Linked DNA regions of Homo sapiens: all the other regions are linked to region 1. Evidence: read pairs that join two places in POLR2A ChIA-PET (ENCODE). Cell type or tissue: GM12878. All regions are shown on one strand. Region 1 overlaps SEC14L6 (SEC14 like lipid binding 6). Region 2 has its middle 9.5 kb from the start of NIPSNAP1. Region 3 overlaps SEC14L2 (SEC14 like lipid binding 2).

Region 1 (8,000 bases):
GTATGAAAATATCCCTGCCAACAAAAGTAAGGAACTGTAGGCCAGGTGCGGCGGTTCACACCTATAATCCCAGCACTTTGGGAGGGTAAGGCAGGCAGATCACCTGAGGTCAGGAGTTCAGGACCAACCTGGCCAACATGGTGAAACCCCCTCTCTACTAAAAATACAAAAATTAGCCGGGCGTGGTGGCAGGCGCCTTAATCCCAGCTACTCCGAAGGCTGAGGCAGGAGAGTTGCTTGAACCTGGCAGGTGGAGTTTGCAGTGAGCCGAGATCACACCACTTGACTCCAACCTGGGTGACAGAGCAAGACTCTGTCTCAAAAAAAAGAAAAGAAAAGAAAAGAAAAAAAAAACGGGCCAGGCACAGTGGCTCACGCCTGTAATCCCAGCACTTTGGGAGGCCAAGGCGGGCAGATCACCTGAGGTTGGGAGTTCGAGACCAGCCTGATCAACATGGAGAAACCCCATCTCTACTAAAAATACAAAATTAGCCAGGCATGGTGGCGCATGTCTGCAATCGCAGCTACTCGGGAGGCTGAGGCAGAAGAATTGCTTGAACCCGGGAGGTGAAGGTTGTAGTGAGCCGAGATCACGCCATTGCACTCTAGTCTGGGCAACAAGAGCGAAACTCCATTTCAAAAAAAAAGTAAGAGCTGCAAACATGGCCTGTGCAGCTCTTGTGGGCAGTACCTGTGGGCGGGTACTCACCTGGCAGTGAGGAGAGAGGATTCCCGCCCCTGCCCCACACCAGCAAGTGGAGGGTAAAGACCCAGGCATTTGACCACCCACCCATGCCCCTGGCGGGGTCACCTCACCTCCTGGAGAAGCTCTATTCCTGGCTTCCACAGATCCCTCAGGCCCAGCCCTTCGAGACCAAAAATAGCTATGATTTTCTCCACCCTCTTCCCCAGCTGCAAGGGAATGACAGGGGGTGAGACCCTGTGAGGGCCACTGCCCCCACCCATCCAAGATGGGGCTGGGCCTAAGCCCAGGGCACTGGCCTGGCTTGTCTCAGCTCTGCATGGCACAGAGATGGGGGAGGGAAGGGGCCATCCCACAGGATGCCAGGACCGGAGTGACCCAAGGACCGACCTCTTTGTGTCTGTCCATGGGAGGCCAAATCGCTGTGTTGCAGTTCCCTCTTCGGTCCAGTGGGGCTGAAATCCCTGTCCCTCTCGTCCAATGAGGCTGCAGAGGGCAGTGTGGCCCAGTGGATTGAGTGGGCTTTGGGGCCAATTGGGGGAGAAATGATTCCCAGTTCAGCCACATACTGTGTGGCCTTGGGTGGGTCCTTGGCCTCTCTGAACCTGCATTCACTCCACAGTACCAGGAGGAGCCGAGGAGCCCAGGAGCCCAGGAAGGCAGATTCTGGGTGTGAGGCTCAGGGGGTGAGGGTGCTGTGTCCGGCTGCAGCTGCCCAGGGTGGCACCCACACACCTTCTGACTCTGCAGCTCACACTCCCGCAGGAGCAGCTCGCAGCTCCGGAAGCTGTCCCTGAGCAACTCCTGTTTGGAGGCTGAGAGCAAGAGGCCTTTGGGGTCCAGGCTTCCCACAATGTGGTACCAGACAGGGCTGCCCTCACCGTCGTGGCCGCATATGCCGTTAGCGTTGTACAGCCTGACCACCTGGATGCATACACAGGAGACGGGGGTTCAGTGCCGAGGGCTGAGGGCCCAGGGATCAGGGTATGGGTTTGAGAGATGCTCACCTCTGGGGGCTGCCAGGCAAGGATGTTGGCCAGGTCTTGTTGCTTCCGGAACTCCATATGCTGCAGAGACACGGCAGGAGGTGGTGAAGATTCTGCCTGTCCCAAAGACCTCTGTGGATACCTGGGGACACCAGGCCAGGTCCCTCTGCCTGCAACCACTAAGGGCCTGCCAGAGCATCCCCAGGCTCCACTGACATAGAACTGGGGGATGGAAACAGGATGGGGATGGAAGGGGACATGCATCTGAGAGGCCAGGAGAGACCTAGAAAGGGACAGGGGAGGCCTGCACTCTGCAGCTGTCTCCCCCTGCATCCTTCCAGATGTTTCCCATGCCCCCTCCCGCATGGCTGCCCTGGGAGTCAGACTCTACTTCCTGACTTCCAGTTGCCCTTAAGCAAAAACCTATACCCCCCTACAAGGCCTGCAGAGCCTGGCTGATGTGTTGGGGCCACCCTGTAACCTCATCACTTCCCCTTCTCTCTCCAACACGATCTCCGTGTGCTCCTAGAATATACCAGCTCAGGCCAGGCACAATGTCTCACGCCTGTAATCCCAGCATTTTGGGAGGCCAAGGTGGGTGGATCACCCGAGGTCAGGAGTTCAAGACCAGCCTGGCCAACATGGTGAAACCCTGTCTCTACTAAAAATACAAAAATTAGCTGGGTGTGGTAGTGCATGCCTGTAATCCCAGCTACTTGGGAGGCTGAGGCAGGAGAATTGCTTAAACCTGGGAGGCGGAGGTTGCAGTGAGCTAAGATCACGTCATTATACTCCAGCCTGGGTGACAGAGCAAGACTGTCTCAAAAAAAAAAAAAAAGAATACACCAGCTCATTCCCACCTCAGGGCCTTTGCATGAGCTGTGCTCTTCACCCTGATCTTCACATGCTTGCTTCCTTTTGGGCATTCATGTCCCTGCTGAAATGTCCCTGACCTCTCTTCCCTCCTTCCCTGTTTTGCTGTCTTCATTGTACTTTCCATTCTCAGGAATTGTCTTCTTTGTTCCTCTGGTTTCTTTTTCTCTCTTCCCATCACGGCAGTCTCCCCAGCGCCTAGCACCAGGCCAGGTTTACCTTCCAGTCTCAATGAATGGGTGTTCCATGAATGAATGAATGGATGGATGAATGAATGAATAAATTTGTGCCTCAGACTTGGGATAGGAAACAGGACCAGGCTAGGCAGGGGGAGGTGTCAACCTCACCTTCCTCAGCATGTCCTCTGATTTCTGCAGGTCAAAGCTCCGAGCTGCAACAAGAGACAGGGTTATGGTTGTGGAATTCTAGAGGCTCACTCCAGGCTTCTGGAGAGACAACGGCCCTGCCCCACCCTCCAGGCCAGCTTTGTCTCCTGTTACCCAGAGGGCCTTGTTCTTGACCTGGGGAGCCACAATGGCTGAGATATCCGGAGACCCAGGAACACTGGACACAGGCTCCTTGATTCCCTGGGCATGCCCCTTGGTGGGCCTTGGGGCCCTTTTCCTGTTGTTCCAGAAAAGTCATTGAGACAGCAGACCCTCAGAATCTGTCAGAATCATAAGGCTGAGAATTGTTTAAATCAGCAGATCACAAACATTTTGGCCTCAGGAGCCCTTAATACTCTTTAATTTTTACTTAAAAAAAATTTTTTTTTTTTTTTGAGAAGGAGTCTCCCTCTGTCACCCAGGCTGGAGTGCAGTGGCATGATCTTGGCTCACTGCAACCTCTGCCTCCCGGGTTCAAGTGATTCTCCTGCCTCAGTCTCCTGAGTAGCTGAGATTACAGGCACCCACCACCACGCCTGGCTAATTTTTGTATTTTAGTAGAGATGGGGTTTCACCATGTTGGTCAGGCTGGTCTCGAACTCCTTACCTCAAATGATCCGCCTGCCTCACCCCCCAGAATGCTGGGATTAAAGGTGTGAGCCACTGTGCCCAGCCCCCTTAATACTCTTTAAAAAAATCACCAAACTCATCTGGGAACTATGGCTCATGCCTATAATCCCAGCATTTTTGGAGGCCAAGGTGGGCAGATCACCTGAGGTCAGGAGTTCGAGACCAGCCTGGACAACATAGTGAAATCTCGTCTGTACTAAAAGTACAAAAATTAGCTGGGCATGGTGGTGGGCACCTGTAATCCCAGCTACTTGGGAGGCTGAGGCAGGAGAATCACTTGAACCCAGGAGGTGGAGGTTGCAGTGACATTGCTTGAGCCTAGGGGTTCGAGACCAGCCTAGGCAACATAGTGAGACTCTGTCCCTATAAAAAGAAAAAAAAAAGAAAAGAAAAATTATATATAAGTTTGCCTAATGGCCATGGTGAGATTATGGGTGATTTATAGAAATATCATTTTGTTTTTCTTTTTCTATACCTTCCAGATTTTCCATGATAAATGGGCTCTGATTTCATAATCAGAAAAACACCCAGTGGATGTTATAAACAAATGGGAGTGAGGTCCTAGCGGCCCCAGCAGGCTGTCAAAGCAGTCCTCTGCCCTGAGCCCAGCCTTAGCTGGGCTGTCACCCAGCTTTCTAAGAGTCAGCCTGGTCCATTGGCTCACTGGCTTTGCAGCAGCACTTCTGCTGAGAGCCTCTGGCTGGTGAGAACCAAGTGGTTTCACTTGGTCCCCAGGGCCTTGGGGAGTAGTTCTCACATTGATTTCATCTGGGCATCATAACAACCATGAAAGCTGCCAGTGGCGGGGAGAGAGTCTTGTTCCCTATAAACAGATGAGGAAACTGAGGGCCCAACAGAAGGGGGCCATAGGCCCCAGGTCTCATGCTGCTAGTAAGAGGCAGAGCGGGGACTAGACGCCTGTCTTTGGAACTCCAATCGGGACTCTTTTTTGATTTGGTGGCAGTTTAAAGACATTCTAGTTAGAAGAAATGGTACTGAGCAAAGATGAGCTAGGAAACCCTGTTGGCTACTATGTCATAGCTTTTGTTTGTTTATTTGTTTTTGAGACAAGGTTTTGCTCTGTCACCCAGGCTGGAGTGCAGTGGCACAACCATAGCTTACTGCAACCTCAACTTCCCAGGCTCAAGTGATCCTCCTACCTCAGCCTCCCCAGTAGCTGGGAACACAGGCAGGCAACACCACGCCTGGCTAAGTTTTTTGTGTTTTTTTTTTTTTTTTTTTTTTGTAGAGATGGGGTTTTGCCATGTTGTCCAGGCTAGTCTCAAACTCCTGGGCTCAAGTCATTCTCCCACAGCCTCCTGAGTGGCTGGAACCACAGGTGTGCCACCAGGTCTGGCTAAGTTTTAAAATTTTTTTTGTAGAGATGAGGTCTCCCTATGTTGCCCAGGCTGGTCTCAAATTCCTGGACTCAATCAATCCTCCTTCCTCGGCCTCCAAAAGTGTTGGGATTACAGGTGTGAGACCCCTAGCCCAGCCTTGTCATAAGTTACATAAAGTACACACCAGGCTCAGAGGCAAGTTGCCATCACAGGTTTTACAAAGGCTATTCATCACAGATTAAGTATTCTGGGCTCAACATTCAGGGATGTGAATTCCTGTGTACTCTGCAATAGTAGGAGCAGGTGTGATGATCAACATGGTTTCATAGTGGTTTTCTTACTGCAGCTGAAACCGACTCCAGCCCTACCGCCCACCCCCTACGAACCCCCCAGGGAAGGAGTCTTAAGTGTAGGAGTTGCAGCCACATTTTCAGGGCCACTGAGAATCCTGTCTGTGCATTCAGATTCCTGGGATTCTGACATTTATCTCAAGAGCAAACCTCTTCCCTAACCTGGTCCCCAAACTCTTTTTATGAGAAGATGTTAAGCAATTGGCCTCTAATGTCAGACTGACCTGACTTTGTCACCTGCTAGCATAGCGACCTTGGTCAAGTGGTTTAACCTTTGTAAGCCACAGCTTCCTCCAATGCAAAAACAAAGCTAACAATAATACCTACCTAATTGGGTTGAACAAGGAGGAGGAGGAGGGAAAGAGAAGAAAGAAAATAATAGATAAATGGCCGGGCACAGTGGCTCACACCTGTAATCCCAGCACTTTGGGAGGCTGAGGCAGGTGGATCACTTGAGGTCAGGAGTTCGAGACCAGCCTCGCTAACATGGTGAAACCCCATCTCTACTAAAAAACAAAAATTAGCTAGTTGTGGTGGCGGGCACCTGTAAACCCAGCTACTCAGGAGGCTGAGGCAGGAGAATCACTTGAGCCCAGGAGGCGGAGGTTACAGTGAGCCAAGATTCTGCCACTGCACTCCAGCCTGGGTGACAGTGAGACTCTGACTCAAAAAAAAAAAAAAAAAAAAGGAAATAATACATAAAAACTGCTGTACCCAGTGCCTGGTACAGAATAAGTGCTCAAAATATGAAAGTATTTCCACTCCTTGTACTAGCCACCTCCAAGATGACCATCAGTGATCCTCACCTAGTATTCACTCCCTGCTCTGCTAAACAAAAATCATAGGAGGCCATTGCTTTGTACTAAACTCCAGCACTAGGTCCCAACAGACAAGACCAAAAATCAAGATGGAGTCACCCATGCTCGCTAAACTGAAACTGAGTTGTTATCTGACTTGAGAAATCAAGAGAGATAGCCTAGCCAGGCACGGTGGCTCATGCCTGTAATCCCAGCACTTTGGGAAGCTGAGGGAGGTGGATTACTGGAGTCCAGGAGTTCTAGACCAGCCTGAGCAACATGGCGAAACCCTGTCTCTGCAAAAAATATACACAAAAATTAGCCAGGCGTGGTGCCGAGCTCCTATAGTCCCAGCTACTAGGGAGGCTGACGTGGGAGTATCGCTTGAGCCCAGGAGGTCAAGGCTACAGTGAGCTGATGTCAGCCTGGGCTTCAGAGTGAGACCTTGTTTGAGAGAGAGCGAGCGAGCAAGCCTAATTTCCCTAACAGGCCAATTACAATCTTCAGCTGGTATGTTAATGAAGTTCTCTCTGTTTTTAGCCTTACAGCAAAGAGTAACCTGAAGTCACCTGATGTTAACCAATCAGTTATCTTTCTATTGTTCTGTATCCCTGTCCTTGCCTTACCAGAAAAGTACTGTAGCTTTGAAATGATAGATCTGCCTTTTGTTCTGTTTCTGCTTTCTTCAGCCCCTTTTCTGTCTATAAAGCCAAACTCCTCTGCTTGACTCATCGGAGCACTTATTCTATCTCATAACATGAAATGTTGCCTGATTCTAGAATTCCAATAGAGATAATTGAAATCTTTAAACCAAATGTGTCATTATTCTGTCTTTGACAGTTCCCTCCCACACTGAGCAGGGCTGAGCTGTGTACCTGATAGATTGCTGTAGAAATGATGGAATTTGGCCAGACGAGATGGCTCATGCCTGTAATCCCAGCACTTTGGGAGGCCAAGACAGGTGGATCATCTGAGGTCGGGAGTTTGAGACCAGCCTGGCTAACATGAGGAAACCCTGTCTGCTAAAAATACAAAAATTAGCTGGGCATGGTGGCACATGAATCCTAACTACTCGGGAGGCTGAGGCACAAGAATTGCTTGAATCTGAGAGGCGGAGGTTGCAGTGAGCCGAGATCACGCCACTGCACTCCAGCCTGGGCAACAGAGTGGGACTCCGTCTCAACAAAAAAAAAAAAAAAAGAAAGAAAGAAAAGAAAAAAGAAATGATGGAATGTGACTCAGAAAGCTTCACTGTAAGATACCACCACTTCCTCCCTGCTCACTGGGATCACTTATGGCGGGAAGCCAACTGCCATGTTGTGAGGATGCTTGAGCAGGCCCTGTGAGGAAGAACTGAAGCCTCCTGCCAACAGCGAGCACAGACTTGCCAACTATGTTTGACACCTTGGAAGCAGATCCTCCTGTCCCAATCAAACCTTCAGATGACTGCATCCCCGATGGGTATCTTGACTGCAACCTCATGAGAGACCCTGAGTCAGAAACACCCCACTAAGCCTTTCCATAATTCCTGGCCACAGAAATCACGAGAGATAATAAATGTTTGCAGTTGTTTTAAATGGCTATGTTTTGGAGTAATTTGATACACTCAATAGATACCAAATACACTCCTCTTTCATGCCATTGACCCTACCCCAGCCCCACGCTCTATCCTTACCTTGGAGCCAGCGCAGGAGGAAGTAGTCATCAGGATTGGGCAGCGCAGATAGCACATCTTGGATGTTCTCCCGGAACTGAGGACAGACAGGGAGAGACCTGGGTCAGAGGCCAACCACCCTCGGTCCTGCAGGTCTCAACTGTCCTTGAGGAAGGGGATGTCTGAGTGAAGAGGTCCCACTCGGGCTGGGAGGATCAGGGTCCGGGTCAAGCCATAACAGTTTGTTTCCTCCGTCTTGAAAATGGGATGATATAAAGAAC
Region 2 (8,000 bases), 940 kb before region 1:
GTCTCTACTAAAAATTTTTAAAAATGAACTGGGTATGGTAATGTGTGCCTGTAGTCCCAGCTATTCAGGAGGCTGAGGTGGGAGCACTGCTTGAGCCCAGGAGTTGGAGGCTGCAGTGAGCTATGGTCATGCCACTGCACTCCAGCCTGAACAACAGAACAAGACGTTCACTCTAAAAGAAAAGGGGTATGCCGGGCACGGTGGCTCACGCCTGTAATTCCAGCACTTTGGGAGGCCAAGGTGGGCAGATCACCTGAGGTCAGGAGTTCGAGACTAGCCTGACCAATGTGGAGAAACCCCGTCTCTACTAAAACTACAAAATTAGCTGGGCATGGTGGCACGTGCCTGTAATCCCAGCTACTCGAGAAGCTGAGGCAGGAGAATCGCTTGAACCTGGGAGGCGGAGGTTGTGGTGAGCCCAGAGTGCGCTATTGCACTCCGGCCTGGGCAACAAGAGCAAAACTCCATCTCAAAAAAAAAAAAAAAAGAAAAAGAAAAAAAAAGAGTGAGGGTGGAACTGGGCTCTCTTTGTGGCACTCAGTGACATACAATGCTGGTTAACTGGGCACCTGATGTGAACTGTCCTTACCCACAGACCATTCATTCTGTGTAGCAAACCAGTTGCTGTATTCTGGTCAGCAAACCAGTTAGGATAAAATTCCATCAATAGGCCGGGTGGGATAGCTCATGCCTGTAATCCCACTTTGGGAGGCCGAGGTGGGCAGATAGCTTTGAGCTCAGGAGTTCGAGACCAACCTGGGCAACATGACAAAACCCCATCTCTACAAAAAATGCAAACATTAACTGGGTGTGGTGGTGCACACCTGTAGTCCCAGCAATTCAGGAGGCTGAGGTGGGAGGATGGCTTGAATCCAGGAGGCGGAGGTTGCAGTAAGCCAATATCATATCACTGCACTCCAGCCTGGGTGACAGAGTCAGACCCTGTCTCCAAAAAAAAAAAAAAAAAAAAAATTCCACCAGTAAAAATGTGGCTGAGCACAGTAGCTCACACCTATAATCCCAGCACTTTGGGAAGCTGAGGCAGGAGGATCACTTGAGGCCAGAGTTTAAGACCAGCCTGGGTAACATAGGAAGACCCCATCTCTATAAAAATAATTTTAAAATATTAGCTGGTGGTGTGTGCCTGTAGTCCCAGCTACTCGGGAGGCTGAGGCCAGAGTATTGCCTAAGCCCAAGAAGTCAAGGCTTCAGTGAGCCATGATCATGCCATGCCACTCCAGCCTGGGCAACAGAGGGAGATCTTGTCTTTAAAAAAAAAAAAAAGAAAAAAAGAAAAATTCCACAAATAGAGATTTAGACAATTTCCAATTACTATGGAATAAATTACCCCAAATCTTAGCAGCTTGAAACAATCAGCATTTATGATCTCACACAGTTCCTGAGGGTCAGGAATTCTGGAGTGGGTGGTTAGCTGGGGCGGTTCCTTCTCTGGGGGTCTCACAAGGCTGTAATCAAGATATTGGCTTGGGTTAGTAGTCATCTGAAGACTTGACCAAGGCTGGAGAATCCCCTTCCACGGTGAGTCATTCACATGCCTGGCAAGTTAGCGCTGGTAGTTGGCAGGAGACCTCAGTTCCTTGCTACATGGGCTTCTCCAGAGGGCTGCTTGAGTGTCTTCACCACATGGCGGCTGGCTTCCCCCAGAGCAAGTGATCCAGTAAGGTGAAACCTTCAAGGACTTTTGTGATCTGACCTTGGAAGTCACACTGTCGTTTTTGTACATCCCATTGGTTGGACATGGAGCCCTCCTCTGCAGGAGTCAGGGTCTTGTTCTGTTGCCCAGGCTGGAGTGCAGTGGCACAATCATAGCTCACTGAAGTCTCCAACTCCTGGGCTCAAGCAGTCCCCCTGACTCAGCCTCCTGAGTCACTAGGACTGCAGGCATGCGCCATCCATGCTCAGAATATAAATATCAATACGTGAGCAGGGCTGCATGTCTAACCAATAGGTGTAAATATCAACATGCGAGAGTCACGTGGGACATCCTGGAGGCTGGCTAGCACAATTAGCTTTTGTACTAGGCCCAACTTAATTATTAGGGTTGGACTCAGTTCTTCAAGCTGTCTTCTACAAGGCCTCCCCAGAGTCCCCACTGTCCTCTGTCCTAGGATCTCTCTCTCTCTGAAGTTCCTTTCTGCCCACCACTATGTCTGTGACATCTTTTTCTCCTGAACATGTCTCCCACCCACCCCTCCTCTCCCTGCAGAGAGCCGACCCCTCCTCTCCTGCCCTCTTCCCTTCCCAAAGCTGCCCTCATGGAATCCACCTTCATAACTCTTTGCCGAAGTCCGTTATCCAATCTGCAAAACGAAATGAGAGGAGCCAGGGACAAAGACAGTTGGGCAGAGCCAGGCAGAGAAGAACAGGCAGGTTCATAAGTGTAAAATATTGACAAACCTGCCATCATCCATTCCCTCAGACAAATAGATCATCACCAAATGGGCTGCAGACGAGCAAAGAGACAAATTACCCAGCTGTGGCAGTGTCACCTGCTCCTTATTAATGGGCTTTTATGCTCAGACCCAACTGCTGTCTGAGAACTGTACCCTTCAGTTCTTATGGGACCCCAAACAGGAGGGAAAGGGACAAGAAAGCTTTTATGTCTCACCTGGGGCAAGAGCCACAGAGCTAAGTCCCAGCCTTTCTGGACTATGCATCATATACAGATATGAATCATGTGCCTTTGACAGAGTGCCACATAAAAACATTAACAGGCCAGGCGAGGTGGCTCACGCCTGTAATCCCAGCACTTTGGGAGGCTAAGGCAGGTGGATCACTTGAGGTCAGCAGTTCAAGACCAGCCTGACTAACATGGTGAAACTCCATCTCTACTAAAAATACAAAAATTAGCCAGGTGTGGTGGTGTGCGCCCGTAATCCCAGCTACTCAGGAGGCTGAGGCAGGAGAATCGCTTGAACCCAGGAGGCAGAGGTTGCAGTGAGCCGAGATGGAGGCAGAGGTTGCAGTGAGCCGAGATCATGCCACTGTACTCCAGCCTGGGCAACAGAGCGAGACTCTGACTCAAAAAAAAAATGAACAAAGGCCGGGCGCGGTGGCTCACGCCTGTAATCCCAGCACTTTGGGAGGCCGAGGCGGGTGGATCATGAGGTCAGGAGATCGAGACCATCCTGGCTAACAAAGTGAAACCCCATCTCGACTAAAAATACAAAAAATTAGCCGGGCGCGGTGGCGGGCGCCTGTAGTCCCAGCTACTCGGGAGGCTGAGGCAGGAGAATGGCGTGAACCCGGGAAGCGGAGCTTGCAGTGAGCCGAGATTGCGCCACTGCAGTCCGCAGTCTGGCCTGGGCGACAGAGCGAGACTCCGTCTCAAAAAAAAAAAAAAAAAAAGAACAAAAAGTTCCACTCCGCGTATAGATTATAAATAATACAAATGCTAGGGGAAAAAATTAACCTGTTAAGTATAGAACAATTTCAAAGCTGGTGGAGTGGATTATAAACTGTGTTTATGCTATTGCCACAAGGTGGCGCCACTTTAGCAAGGAAGCAAATGCCCACATCCTGTCATTACTGAGCAAATCACACGGTTGTTGACGTGCTTGGGACACTAGCAATTGTTTTTTTGTGCTATTATTTGGCCAGACACTGTTATTATAAACCACTTTAAAAGGCTATAACAAGACTAGGCGCGGTGGCTCATGCCTGTAATCCCAGCACTTTGGGAGGCCAAGAGAGGCGGATCACAAGGTCAGGAGTTCGAGACCAGCCTGGCCAACATGGTGAAACCTGGTCTCTACTAAAAATACAAAAATTAGCTGGGTGTGGTGGCACATGCCTGTAATCCTAGCTACTCAGGAGGCTGAGGCAGGAGAATTGCTTGAATCCAGGAGATGGAGGTTGCAATGAGCTGAGATTGTGCCACTGCACTCCAGCCTGGGTGACAGAGCAAGACTCTATCTCAGAAAAAACAAAAACAAACAAATAAGAAAAAGGATACAACAACATCATTCAAGCATTCCTGAAGGAGAGGGGCTAGTGCTGAAAAGCATGTCCTCAAATCAACACCTTTGGAGTGGATATTGGACATGATGAGACACCATGAAGAAGACCAAACCACCTCCATGACAGGTGGTGCTGTTAATTTAGGAGACTGCCCGCAGGTACAGATAATGCTGCAAAGATACAAAGCAGGATCAAAAGCAAAAATGTGGTCAGATGGTTGTGCAGATTTATGAGTTATGTGAGTGCATTTCATCTCCTACTCGTATTCTTGGAACACAAAGTTTTGAATCATGTTAAGTTTACAGCATGGCATCCTTCTTGTAAAATATGACATTTAAATGAGGGAGGCTGGCCAGGAGTGGTGGCTCACGCCTATGATCCCAACACTTTGGGAGGCTGAGGTGGGTGGATCACCTGAGGTTAGGAGTTTGAGACCAGCCTGGACAACGTGGTGAAACCCGGTCTCTACTAAAAATACAAATATTACCCAGACTTGGTGGCCCATGCCTGTAATCCCAGCTACTTGGGAGGCTGAGGCAGAAGCAGCACTTGAACCTGGGAGGTGGAGGTTGCAGCGAGCCGAGATGGTGCCACTGCACTCCAGCCTGGGTGACAGAGCTAGACTCTGTCTCAAAAAACAAACAAACAAATAAATATGACATTCCTGGTCCTCCCCAGCATAAATATGGCCACTTGAGTCCACTCCTGCAAGCAGGGAGCTATGGGTTGAATTGTGTTTCCTCAAAAAGAGATGTTGAAGTCCTAACCCCTAGTACCTCGGAATGTGACCTTATTTGGAAATAGGGTCTTGAAAGAAGTAATAAAATTAAAATTAGGTCATTAGGGTGAGCCCTAATCCAGTATGACTAATGTCCTTGTGAACAGGGGACATTTAGACTGGGTGCAATGGCTCACACCTGTAATCTTAGCTCTGTAGGAGGCCGAGGTGGGCAGATCATTTGAACCCAAGAGTTCAAGACCAGCCTGGGCAACATGGCAAAACTCTTATCTCTACAAAAATGCAAAAATTGCCGGGCGTGGTGGCTCATGCCTATAATCCCAGCACTTTGGGAGGCCAAGGCAGAAGGATCACCTGAGGCTGGGAGTTCGAGACCAGCCTGACCAACGTGGAAAAACCCCGTCTCTACTAAAAATACAAAATTAGCCAGGCATGGTGGTGCATGCCTGTAATCCCAGCTACTTGGGAGGCTGAGGCAGGAGAATCGCTTGAACCCAGAAGGCGGGTTGCAGTGACCTGAGATCGTGCCACTGCACTTCAGCCTGAGCAACAAGAGCGAAACTCCGTCTCAAGAAAAAAAAAAAAAGAGCATTCAGTAACAATTCAATAAATTTGTGCTTTTAGGATGGATTTACTATTTGAAATTCCATTTCTTTTTTTTTTTTTTTTTTTTTGAGATGGAGTCTCACTCTGTTGCCCAGGCTGGAGTGCGATGGCGCGGTCTCGGCTCACTGCAACCTCTGCCTCGTGGGTTCAAACGATTCCCCTGCCTCAGCCTCCTAAGTAGCTGGGATTACAGGCATGTGCCACCATGCCTGGCCTCCATTTCTTTTTTAAAATTATTTTTATTTCTTTTGGGTGGGCAGGGTAGCTCATGCCTGTAATCCCAGCACTTTGGGAGGTGGAGGCAGGCAGATCACTTGAGGTCAGGAGTTTGAGACCATCCTGGCCAACATGGTGAAATCCAGTGTCTACTAAAAATACAAAATTAGCCAGGCGTGGTGGTGCACGCTTGTAGTCCCAGCTACTTGGGAGGCTGAGGCAGGAGAATCACTTCAAACCAGGAGGCAGAGGTTGCAGCAAGCCGAGATCATGCCACTGCACTCCAGCCTGGGTGACAAAATGAGACTCCATCTCAAAAAAATAAAATAATTATTATTTTTTTTCGAGACAAGATCTCACTCCCATTGCCCAGGCTGAAGTGTAGTGGTGCAATCTCAGCTCACTGCAGCCTGGACTTCTTGGGCTCAAGCGATCCTCCCATGTCAGCCTTCAGAGTAGCTGGGACTGCAGGCTCGCACCACCATGTCCAGCTAATTTTGTTGTTGTTGTTGTTGTTGTTTTTGTGCCAGAGTCTCGCTCTGTCGCCCAGGCTGGAGTGCAGTGGCGCGATCTCGGCTCACTGCAGGCTCTGCCCCCCGGGGTTTACGCCATTCTCCTGCCTCAGCCTCCCGAGTAGCTGGGACTACAGGCGTCTGCCACCTCGCCCGGCTAATTTTTTGTATTTTTAGTAGAGACGGGGTTTCACTGTGTTAGCCAGGATGGTCTTGATCTCCTGACCTCGTGATCCACCCGCCTGGGCCTCCCAAAGTGCTGGGATTACAGGCGTGAGCCACCGCGCCCGGCTGTTGTTGTTGTTGAGATGGAGTTTTGCTCTTATTGCCCAGGCTGGAGTGCAATAGCGCAACCTCAGCTCACTGCAACCTCAGCCTCCCAGGTACAAGTGATTCAATCTCCCAAGTAGCTCAGATTACAGGCATGAGCCACCACACCTGGCTAATTTTTTTGTATTTAGTAAAGACGGGGTTTCACCATGTTGGTCAGGCTGGTCTTGAACTCCTGACCTCAGGTAATCCACCTGGCTCAGCCTCCCAAAGTGCTGGGATTACAGGTGTGTGCCACTGCGTCTGGCCTAATTTTTTATATTTTTAGTAGAGACGGGGTTTTGCCATATTGCCCAGGCTCGTCTCAAACTGCTGGGCTCAAGTAATCCTCCCTCCTTGGCCTCCCAAAGTGCTGGGATTACAGGGGAGCCACTGTGCCTTGCCCCCATTTCTTATTCTCTCCTTTTTAAGTGATGATGGAACGAAGGCCAGGAAATGGTAAAAAATCTTTTTGAGGTAACACAGCACCTTGGACATAGGAGGTGCTTGATAATTTTTTTTTTTTTTTTTTTAGACGGAGTTTCACTCGTTGCCCAGGCTGGAGTGCAATGGTGTGATCTCGGCTCACTGCAACCTCTGACTCCCAGGTTCAAGAGATTTTCCTGCCTCAGCCTCCCTAGTAGCTGGGATTACAGGCACATGCCACCACGCCCGGCTAATTTTGTGTTTTTAATAGAGACGGGGTTTCTCCATGTTGGTCAGGCTGGTCTTGAACTCCCGACCTGAGGTGATCCACCCCAGTCTCCCAAAATGCTGGGATTACAGGCATGAGCCACCGCGCCCGGCCGATAAATATTAATTATGGTTTACGAGGGGTTTTAAACTTGTCATAGCATTTATTATTACAGTATTACCATTTTTACAAACGGGGTAACTGAAACTCAGAGAAGTTAAATTGCCCAAGGTCACAGAGAAATAGAAATTCTACCTCAGGCCTGTCTGCCTCCACCATCAACTGACATCCTAGAGAAATTCAAATCTCTGCAATCTGGCCTGAAGAGAACAGAGGACACGAGGAGTACTACTTATTTCCAAAAGTGTTCTAGGTCCAGATAGGAGTTATTACCTGCAGCCTGCTTTCATTCAGCTTCAGTACCCCAGTGTGGTGCCTTGGCTGAGCCTCTGACCATGCAAGGTCATCTGGGTCAGGTGATGTTTAATGAGTCGGGTTACCTCACTGAGCCTCAGACTGCAAGATAGGCAAGAACCTCTTAGTTTGCTTATTGCTATCTCAGCTGGTGCAGCTTACAAAAATGCATCTAGAACATCAGTCCAATTCTAAGCAAATGTAAGACAAACCAACGAGACAGACCTTTGAGAAATATATTCTATCGATACTTTTTTTTTTTTTTTTGAGATGGAATTTCGCTCTGTCACCCAGGTTGGAGTGCAGTTGCACGATGTTGACTCACTGCAACCTCCTCCTCCTGGGTTCAAGAGATTCTCCTGCCTCAGCGTCCCGAGTAGCTGGAATTACAGGCGTCCACCACCACACCCAGCTAATTTTTTGTATTGTCAGTACAGACAGGGTTTCACCACATTGGCCAGGCTGGTGTCAAACTCCTGACCTCAGGTGATCCACCTGCCTCAGCCCCCCAGAGTGCTGGGATTACAGG
Region 3 (8,000 bases), 120 kb before region 1:
ACATACTCTTAACGTGTATAAGGCACTTTATGGTTTAAAAAGCCCTCTCGGCCGGGCGCAGTGGCTCATGCCTGTAATCCCAGCACTTTGGGAGGCCGAGGTGGGTGGATCATCTGAGGTCAGGAGTTCGAGACCAGCCTGGCCAACATGGTGAAACCCTATCTCTACTAAAAATACAAAAAATTAGCTGGGTGTGGTGTCGGGCGCCTGTTGTCCTAGCTTCTCAGGAGGCTGAGGCGGAAGAATCACTTGAACCCGGGAGGCGGAGGTTGCAGTGATCCAAGATTGCGCCACTGTACTCTAGCCTAGGCAACAGGGTGAGACTCTGTCTCAAACAGAAAAGCCTTCTCAAGTACTTAGTTCATTTCACTCCCACCATAACCAGGCAGGGCAAGAATGTCACTTAGCTGTTCAGACACGAGGGCAGGAACCAGGGTCTCGATTTCTGGCCTGGGGCAGAGCCATCCTCTGGCTCCTGCTGAACCCCCTGCAGTACTATGCATGCACTGTGTGCTCCTAATGCAGGAATTTGAGGCGGGGTGTTGTGGGGTGCAATGGATGGGTTTTTTCTGCCTCTTTAGTGTAGACCACTAGGGTTATGGCGAAATCTTACCTAGTGTTGAGATACATCTTTATCCTTCCTTCCCTCTCCTGCCAGCAAATTGGAAGGAGGTTTTACTGAAACATATCAGCCCTGACCAGGTGCCTGTGGAGTATGGGGGCACCATGACTGACCCTGATGGAAACCCCAAGTGCAAATCCAAGGTATGAGCCGCCAGAGGCTAGAGGTGAACAGGGATGCCTGGCTCAAATGCACATTCCAGTTCACTCCATGCCATGCTTCTAGATCAACTACGGGGGTGACATCCCCAGGAAGTATTATGTGCGAGACCAGGTGAAACAGCAGTATGAACACAGCGTGCAGATTTCCCGTGGCTCCTCCCACCAAGTGGAGTATGAGATCCTCTTCCCTGGCTGTGTCCTCAGGTAGGGGCCTGGGCCCTTCCAGGAGACCCGAGCTTTCATCTATAGGTCCTGATAGGTGGGCTGGAATAGGAGAAGCCCTGGTGCCAGGACCCCGGAGAGGGCACACACAGACAGAATTATGTCTCAATTGGTGATATCCCCTGCAGGTGGCAGTTTATGTCAGATGGAGCGGATGTTGGTTTTGGGATTTTCCTGAAGACCAAGATGGGAGAGAGGCAGCGGGCAGGGGAGATGACAGAGGTGCTGCCCAACCAGAGGTACAACTCCCACCTGGTCCCTGAAGATGGGACCCTCACCTGCAGTGATCCTGGCATCTGTAAGTATCTCTGCCTTGGCAATGCCTTGAAGCCCCATGTCCAGCTTTCTGCCTGTGAGGTTCCTCTTCCTCCATGGATTTTTGGCTCTGAGTGTTAGAACTAGAAGTGGAATGCCATCAGTTCAATCCTCTCCTTGTATAGATGAAGAAATCTAGCCTTGGAGACTTGTTTATGGTGACCCAACTGGTTAACAGCAGGGTGGGACTTTGATCTCATACTCCTAGGTATGGGTGAGTCACAGTCCTAGGCGATCACAGGGGTTCAACACGTCTGCTTTCTGGTCCAGGTCTAACTGGGTCTGTGACTGGACAGATATTTCTTGGGGATGCTCCTTCCCAGAGGTCACAGAGACAGAACTGGCTGGGTGGGCATGGGATCACAAGGTAAGCAGATGCTCAAAAGTGCAGCCTTCACCCCTGAGTTTCACTCATCTCCCAGCTGACCAAAGAATGGACACAGACTATGAGCAGGCAGTTTACACAAGAATATAAGAATGGGAAACAGACATTTGAAAAGGTGCTTAATCTCTCTTAACTTTGTAATACCATTAAAATTCCCCTTGACTCAGCAATTCTACTTGTGAAAATTTATCCTACAGAAATACACAAATACTCAAAGATACAGGAACAAGGATATTCCCGGTAGCCTGGGAAACTGGCAGTAAACCATATGACCATGATAAGGTCTGTTAAGTAAATTACAGTCCATCCATACAATGTTAAAGAGAATAAACTGACATGTAAACTGTCTGGGACATGTTAAACAAATAAGCATGAAACACAGCATGTATGGTATGTACTTACTTTGGTTAAGGAAGTGTGTACACAGAAAAGAACTCTGGGGAAATTTATGCTAACTCTAACAGTGGTTATCTCTGGGATGATAGGATGTTTATGGAGGGCTTTCATTTTTACAGTATTTCTGCAAATATATTTTATGATGACTACGTATTAATATTACATTTATAAGCAGAAAAACCATACCTACACTCCCTTCAACACCCACAATCAAATCTCCAGTTTCTTTTTGTCAGAGCCAATGGAAAATCAATCAGAGCAAAGGCTTTATCATCAGAGCTGAGCTGGACTTGACTAAAGGCTAGCTCCATGGCCTTTGGCAAGTGACAAAACCTAAGCTTCGGTTTCCGGACTGCTACACTGGGGTATCTCACAGGGATACCTGATGATTTGATGTGATAGGTTCTGTGAGGCACTTAGCATAATGCCTGGCATAGAGCAAGCACTCAATGCACTGCAGTCACCACTATTATTGTTAGGACAAGGCCTGTGGGAGAAGGGCCATCCTGCAGACAATGCCGGGAGATGGGAGAAGCCCTGTGCCCCATTTCTACGGTAGTACCAGCACTACCAGGAGATCTGAACTAGCCTCACAGATGTCTTGGCCTCTCTGCTTGTCTACATGGTCACCCAACCTGAGATTTTGCCTCCTTCCTCACATCCCAGGCACCCTTCATCTCCACTGCCCCCTCCTCACAGATGCTCTGTGGTACCATATAGCTCCTGGGGGAGGCGGAATATTCTTATTAGTGAGCAGCCGGGTCCTGGGGGAGAAGGTGTATACTGTGTGCTTCAGCAAGAACAAGGCTTAGCACCAGCCCAGACAATGTCACCCACAGAGGAGAAAGCACTTAATACATATAAGCTTGAATTTTTTTGTCTGTTTCTTTGTTTTTAGTAGAGACGAGGTATCGCTGTGTTGCCCAGGCTGGTCTCGAACTCCTGGGTTCAAGCGACCCTCCTGCCTTGGCCTCCCAAAGTGCTGAGATTACCAGCATGAGCCACCATGCCCAGCCTTGAATTATTTTTTTAATGGATGGGGAAGCTGGGGCATAGAGAAGGGATGTTCTCCCATAAAGTAGCTTATGTAGACATCAAGACAGAAGACATCAGAGAATCCTAGAGTCCTGATCCAGAACCTCTTGGCCATTGACTGTCCTGGATGTGTCAGAGAGTGTGGAATCCCAGACCAGGGAAGTAATTGACCCAAGGTCACAGAGCCTGTAGGAGAGCCCCAAACCATTTTCCAGCATCTGCCCATTACCCCTCTATCTTCTCTTTAGTATCTGAAGGACATTGCCCAAGAAGGGAACATGAACCTTTTAACATAATCAGGCTTGGGCTTGCAAACCCCCAAATTTATTTTAGTTCCTTCTGGATACATTCCCAACCAGAACCTTTACCTGCCTGCAGGGTCTTGTCTGGGATCTGCTCCTTGCCCATTCCCAAGAGGAGCAGAGGCAGGCCACAGGATCCATTCCCCCTTCCCAGGTACAAAGACAATGAAGTTGGAATCAGCTGTTACCTGGTGCCACAGCTAAGGTTAGATGTGAGCCCAGAGAGAACCCAGTATTAGCTTGCAAGCTCATCTGCGGGAGGGCAATGCCCTTGGAGAACCAGGAGACCCCTGGAAAGCAGAACAGTCATCCAGTGGAGAAATTAAAACTGTGCCAGCCTCCAATGGCAAGAGCACATTAACCTTCCCCAGGCTTCTCTGGTCCTTATCCCAGTGCACTAAATTACCAAGGAGGAAAACCAAAGTTTGAATTGATTTCGCTTTTGTTTTCTCACCTAATATTTACCAAGGGCCTACTGAGTACAGAATACTCAACTAGGAATGAAAAGATTCCCAAAGAAAGATCTGGACTTTGTCCACTAGAAGTGCACAATGTGGTCAGAAGACTGGAAACACTATAGAAAGGGTGAGCAGTGCTGTGGTGAAAAGAGCCCAGCCAGGCACCAGGAGGCCTGGTTTCTGAGTCCAGCTTTGCCAATGACTCTCCCAGTGTTTTCAGCAAGTGTCTCTATTAGGTTTGGTTTTCCTTCTCCTTAAAATGACAGAAGTGATGGCCGGGCGTGGTGGCTCATGCCTGTAATGCCAGCATTTTGGGAGGTCAAGGTGGGTGGATCACTCGAGGCCAACAGTTCGAGACCAGCCTGGCCAACATGGCAAAACCCCGTCTCTACTAAAAAATACAAAAATAAGCTGAGTGTGGTGGCGCATGCTGGTAATCCCAGCTACTTGGCATGAGAATTGCTTGAACCCAGGAGGCGGAGGTTGCAGTAAGCCAAGATTGCACCACTGCACTCCAACCTGGGTGACAGAGAGAGACTCTGTCTCAAAACAACAACAACAACAAAAAGAGAGGAGTAGACCAGAGCAGATCTTAATGTGGGGTCCCCCGGAGCAGTGGTTCTAAATCGTAAAGACCAAACACTTCCTCTTTACAGCAAATAGTGTCTAAAATGTCCCCTTTACTATTCTGAAGTGAAATTCAAAATACAGAAATTCTGAATATTATATCCCAATAATATAACCCATCCTACCTACACATGTAATTTAAAAATCAATATAATCTCCTATGGTAATAGAAAAGAGATATAAAAGGGAACTAATTTAGAATATATATTTTTTCAATACATGAATGAGAGGGTAAGGTTGTACCTTTCCCATTGGGAACCATGGCCCCAGAGGTTCTACAGTGGGCTCCAGGAAATCTAAAATTATGTGCCTTTTTTTCTTTTCTTTTCTTTTCTTTTTTTTTTTTTGAGACAGAGTTTTGCTCTTGTTGCCCAGGATGGAATGTAATGGCTCGATCTCGACTCACTGCAACCTTCGCCTCCCAGGTTCAAGTGATTCTCCTGCCTCAGCCTCCCAAGTAGCTGGGATTACAGGCATGGGCCACCACGCCTGGCTAATTTTGTATTTTTAGTAGAGATGGGGTTTCTCCGTGTTCGTTAGGCTGGTCTTGAACTCCCGGCCTCAGGTGATCCACCCGCCTCAGCCTCCCAAAGTGCTGGGATTACAGGCGTGAGCCACCACGCCCAGCCAAATTGTGTGCTTTCATCAGATTCTCAAGGGGGTCAGTTACCCAACTAAAGTTAAGGAGCCTTATCCTGGAGGGTGTCTGGGGGCTCTGTGAGTCTATGATTAGTGTCAAAATGAACCATGCAGACTCTGGAGCTGCAATGACTCCACTTCCCTCTGGCCTGTGGTTCTCTGATCAACCCCTTTCTTGTTTCTGAGGCCAAGTATCTTGCTAGGCAGGGCCATTATCGACCTAGTACTTGGTGCAATGAATGCAAAGGACCTCTCCTCCAGCATGGCTGATTCTGGTTGCTAAGACTCTATCATCCAGGGCAGAGATGAAGCTTCACTCTTGCCAGAGGGACTATTGGCTCTGAAAGACCTCTAGTACAGGGGAAAAATAGATGACTAACACCTTCACCATGAGGAAAGAGTGGGTGGTGTGTCTACCCTTTGTCTAAACTATGCATTTTGTCCAGGGTCAGGAAAAGGTTAAGTCTTAGGATTAAATACAGGATATTTTTTTTCTTGCTGAGAACAGTGAGAGAAGACCGGGATAGGGATGGGGCAGAACTAGTGTTTTTGTTTTCACATTCAGTTCTCCTGAAGCGGTGTTTGGCTGAAATGGAACAACTTCTCAAAGAAACAGGGTTAGATTAAAAGCAGCCTGTTCCTCTGCCAAAGTGTGGAAGCTTTCTCTGCCAAGTGCATGCCCATTTTCTCTTTCCAGAGGAAACCACTGCTAATGTCTATTATCCTATCAAATATCTTCCATCTAGAAGCATTACATGTTTCCATAATAAACAGGGCATACAGTGCTCGCTTTGTCAGCACATACACTAAAATTGAAACAATACAGAGATTAGCATGGCCCCTGCGCGAGGATGACAATCAGGTTATCTTAAATAAATAAATAGAAAACAGGACATACACAAACACACACACACACACACACACACACACATATTCACAGGAATTGTCTGTCATTCACTGTATGTTTGAAGGAATTTTGAAACTGTCAAACTCATCGCAGGATTTCAGGAAACTTTCCCATTAGGACAAGCACCAGAGTGGTATCATCAGAGAATCTGGGAGTCTAAGCAGACAAAGAAGTAAAGCCAAAAGTATTTTTACCTATGTAGTTACAAAAAAGTTACAAACTGTTTACATACTGTTCTGCAACTTGTTTTGGCCTCAGGACACATTGTGGACAGTTTCCTGTCACTTCTGTGGAGCTAACCTCTTTTTTAAAAAATATATCAGTATTCTATCACATGGATTACAACATAAAATTGTTGAAGCAATTCTCCTTTGATGAACATTTGAGTTTTCCCAATCTCTTATTATTACAAATAGGGATGCAACGAGCATCTCTGTCCATTTACCTTTTTGCAGGATAAATTCCTGGTTCACAAAGTTTGCACATTTTACCTTTTGTCAGAAATTGAAGAGGGCCAGGTTTTCCAGGGTCCAAGTCAGGCAGAACAAATGCAGCAATGTGGAACAGACGGAAACTCCAGCTCTGTCATTTCCTCACTGTGTGTCACCAGAGTCACACCACCTCCTTTTTATCAGCTATAAAACAGGACTACTGCTGAACTCGTAGAGTTGGGGGAAAGAGTGAGATAACATATAGATTACCAACCCAGTGCTGCGACACACAGCTATTATTGTTATTACAACTGCTACTGCTGCTGCTAATTCTCCTCCCTCCTTTCAAAGTCCAGTTCAAGCTCTAACTCCTTTAAAAAGCGTTTCACATGATTTCAGTCTACCAGGCCCTCTTCTTCCAAGCTGGTACAGACGAGATGGTCTCTGTCACTCATCTGGCACTTGGCATGTTCTGCCTATTTTTTTCTCTCCATGAATGTCTTGTCAACCCCGCTAGATTAAGTTTCAGAAGGTCAAGGATCATTACCTAGGCTACCTTCATCCCCATGACCTGCCACACTGCCTTGCTCAGTCACTAAACATCAACAAAAATCACTGTCCCCAAGCCCTTTGCCAGAACTGCCTGAATGTCTGTCTGGTTTCTGCCTTCCCTCAGATGTCCTGCGGTTTGACAACACCTACAGCTTCATTCATGCCAAGAAGGTCAATTTCACTGTGGAGGTCCTGCTTCCAGACAAAGCCTCAGAAGAGAAGATGAAACAGCTGGGGGCAGGCACCCCGAAATAACACCTTCTCCTATAGCAGGCCTGGCCCCCTCAGTGTCTCCCTGTCAATTTCTACCCCTTGTAGCAGTCATTTTCGCACAACCCTGAAGCCCAAAGAAACTGGGCTGGAGGACAGACCTCAGGAGCTTTCATTTCAGTTAGGCAGAGGAAGAGCGACTGCAGTGGGTCTCCGTGTCTATCAAATACCTAAGGAGTCCCCAGGAGCTGGCTGGCCATCGTGATAGGATCTGTCTGTCCTGTAAACTGTGCCAACTTCACCTGTCCAGGGACAGCGAAGCTGGGGGTGGCGGGGGGCATGTACCACAGGGTGGCAGCAGGGAAAAAAATTAGAAAAGGGTGAAAGATTGGGACTTAACACTTCAGGGAAGTCAGCTGCCGGGGAGAAACTTGCTCCTAAATGAACACATAAGTTTAGATCGCAATGAGGAGTAGCAGGGTAGCTGGTTGCTAGAGTTACGGTGGGGATCAGAAACTCTTCCAAACATTTTAGCACTGAGGCTGGGGTAGCTTTTGGCTTTTCCCAGGTCTCAGGAGGTGGCCTGAGTCAGCACACATCTTCCCACTCGGTAGACAGGCTGGCCTCTCCCTCACTTTGAGACTTTGGCAACTCCTGGGCCACACGGCCTGCCTCTTTGATTACTAATGATTGTCAGTGACTCAGAGCTTCCTGGGACTTCGGGTACCCACCCGCTGT

Evidence for each region. Peaks named below come from ENCODE experiments on the same cell type or tissue, not always from the same donor. Only the 100,000 strongest peaks of a DNase experiment are listed, where the experiment ranks them.
Region 2: POLR2A ChIA-PET joins it to region 1 with 5 read pairs; 1 of 35 experiments calls an interaction of 5 or more read pairs at or near these places.
Region 3: POLR2A ChIA-PET joins it to region 1 with 5 read pairs; 1 of 35 experiments calls an interaction of 5 or more read pairs at or near these places.

What each region holds. Positions count from the first base shown.
Region 1 is chr22:30,531,087-30,539,086 of GRCh38, forward strand. It overlaps SEC14L6 (SEC14 like lipid binding 6), which reads right to left. Exons shown (of 12, transcript NM_001193336.4): 2 at 7,741-7,816; 3 at 2,910-2,953; 4 at 1,711-1,770; 5 at 1,439-1,627; 6 at 817-912. Among named protein-coding and RNA genes, the nearest start is that of SEC14L6, 12 kb to the right of the region's middle. In GM12878, no CTCF peak of the experiment used is centred here; DNase peaks (open chromatin) are centred at 4,295 and 5,503; H3K27me3 peaks cover 173 bases.
Region 2 is chr22:29,586,585-29,594,584 of GRCh38, forward strand. No RefSeq gene overlaps it. Among named protein-coding and RNA genes, the nearest start is that of NIPSNAP1, 9.5 kb to the left of the region's middle. RefSeq lists a silencer at 3,491-3,540. In GM12878, a CTCF peak has its summit at 3,512 (motif pointing right); a DNase peak (open chromatin) is centred at 3,577.
Region 3 is chr22:30,415,101-30,423,100 of GRCh38, forward strand. SEC14L2 (SEC14 like lipid binding 2) reads left to right here. Exons shown (of 12, transcript NM_012429.5): 9 at 659-765; 10 at 848-987; 11 at 1,134-1,303; 12 at 7,177-8,000. The coding sequence ends at 7,307. It also overlaps the pseudogene RNU6-564P. Among named protein-coding and RNA genes, the nearest start is that of MTFP1, 6.7 kb to the right of the region's middle. RefSeq lists a silencer at 5,460-5,754 and an enhancer at 6,753-7,332. In GM12878, no CTCF peak of the experiment used is centred here; no DNase peak of the experiment used is centred here; H3K4me3 peaks cover 1,749 bases; H3K27ac peaks cover 1,705 bases.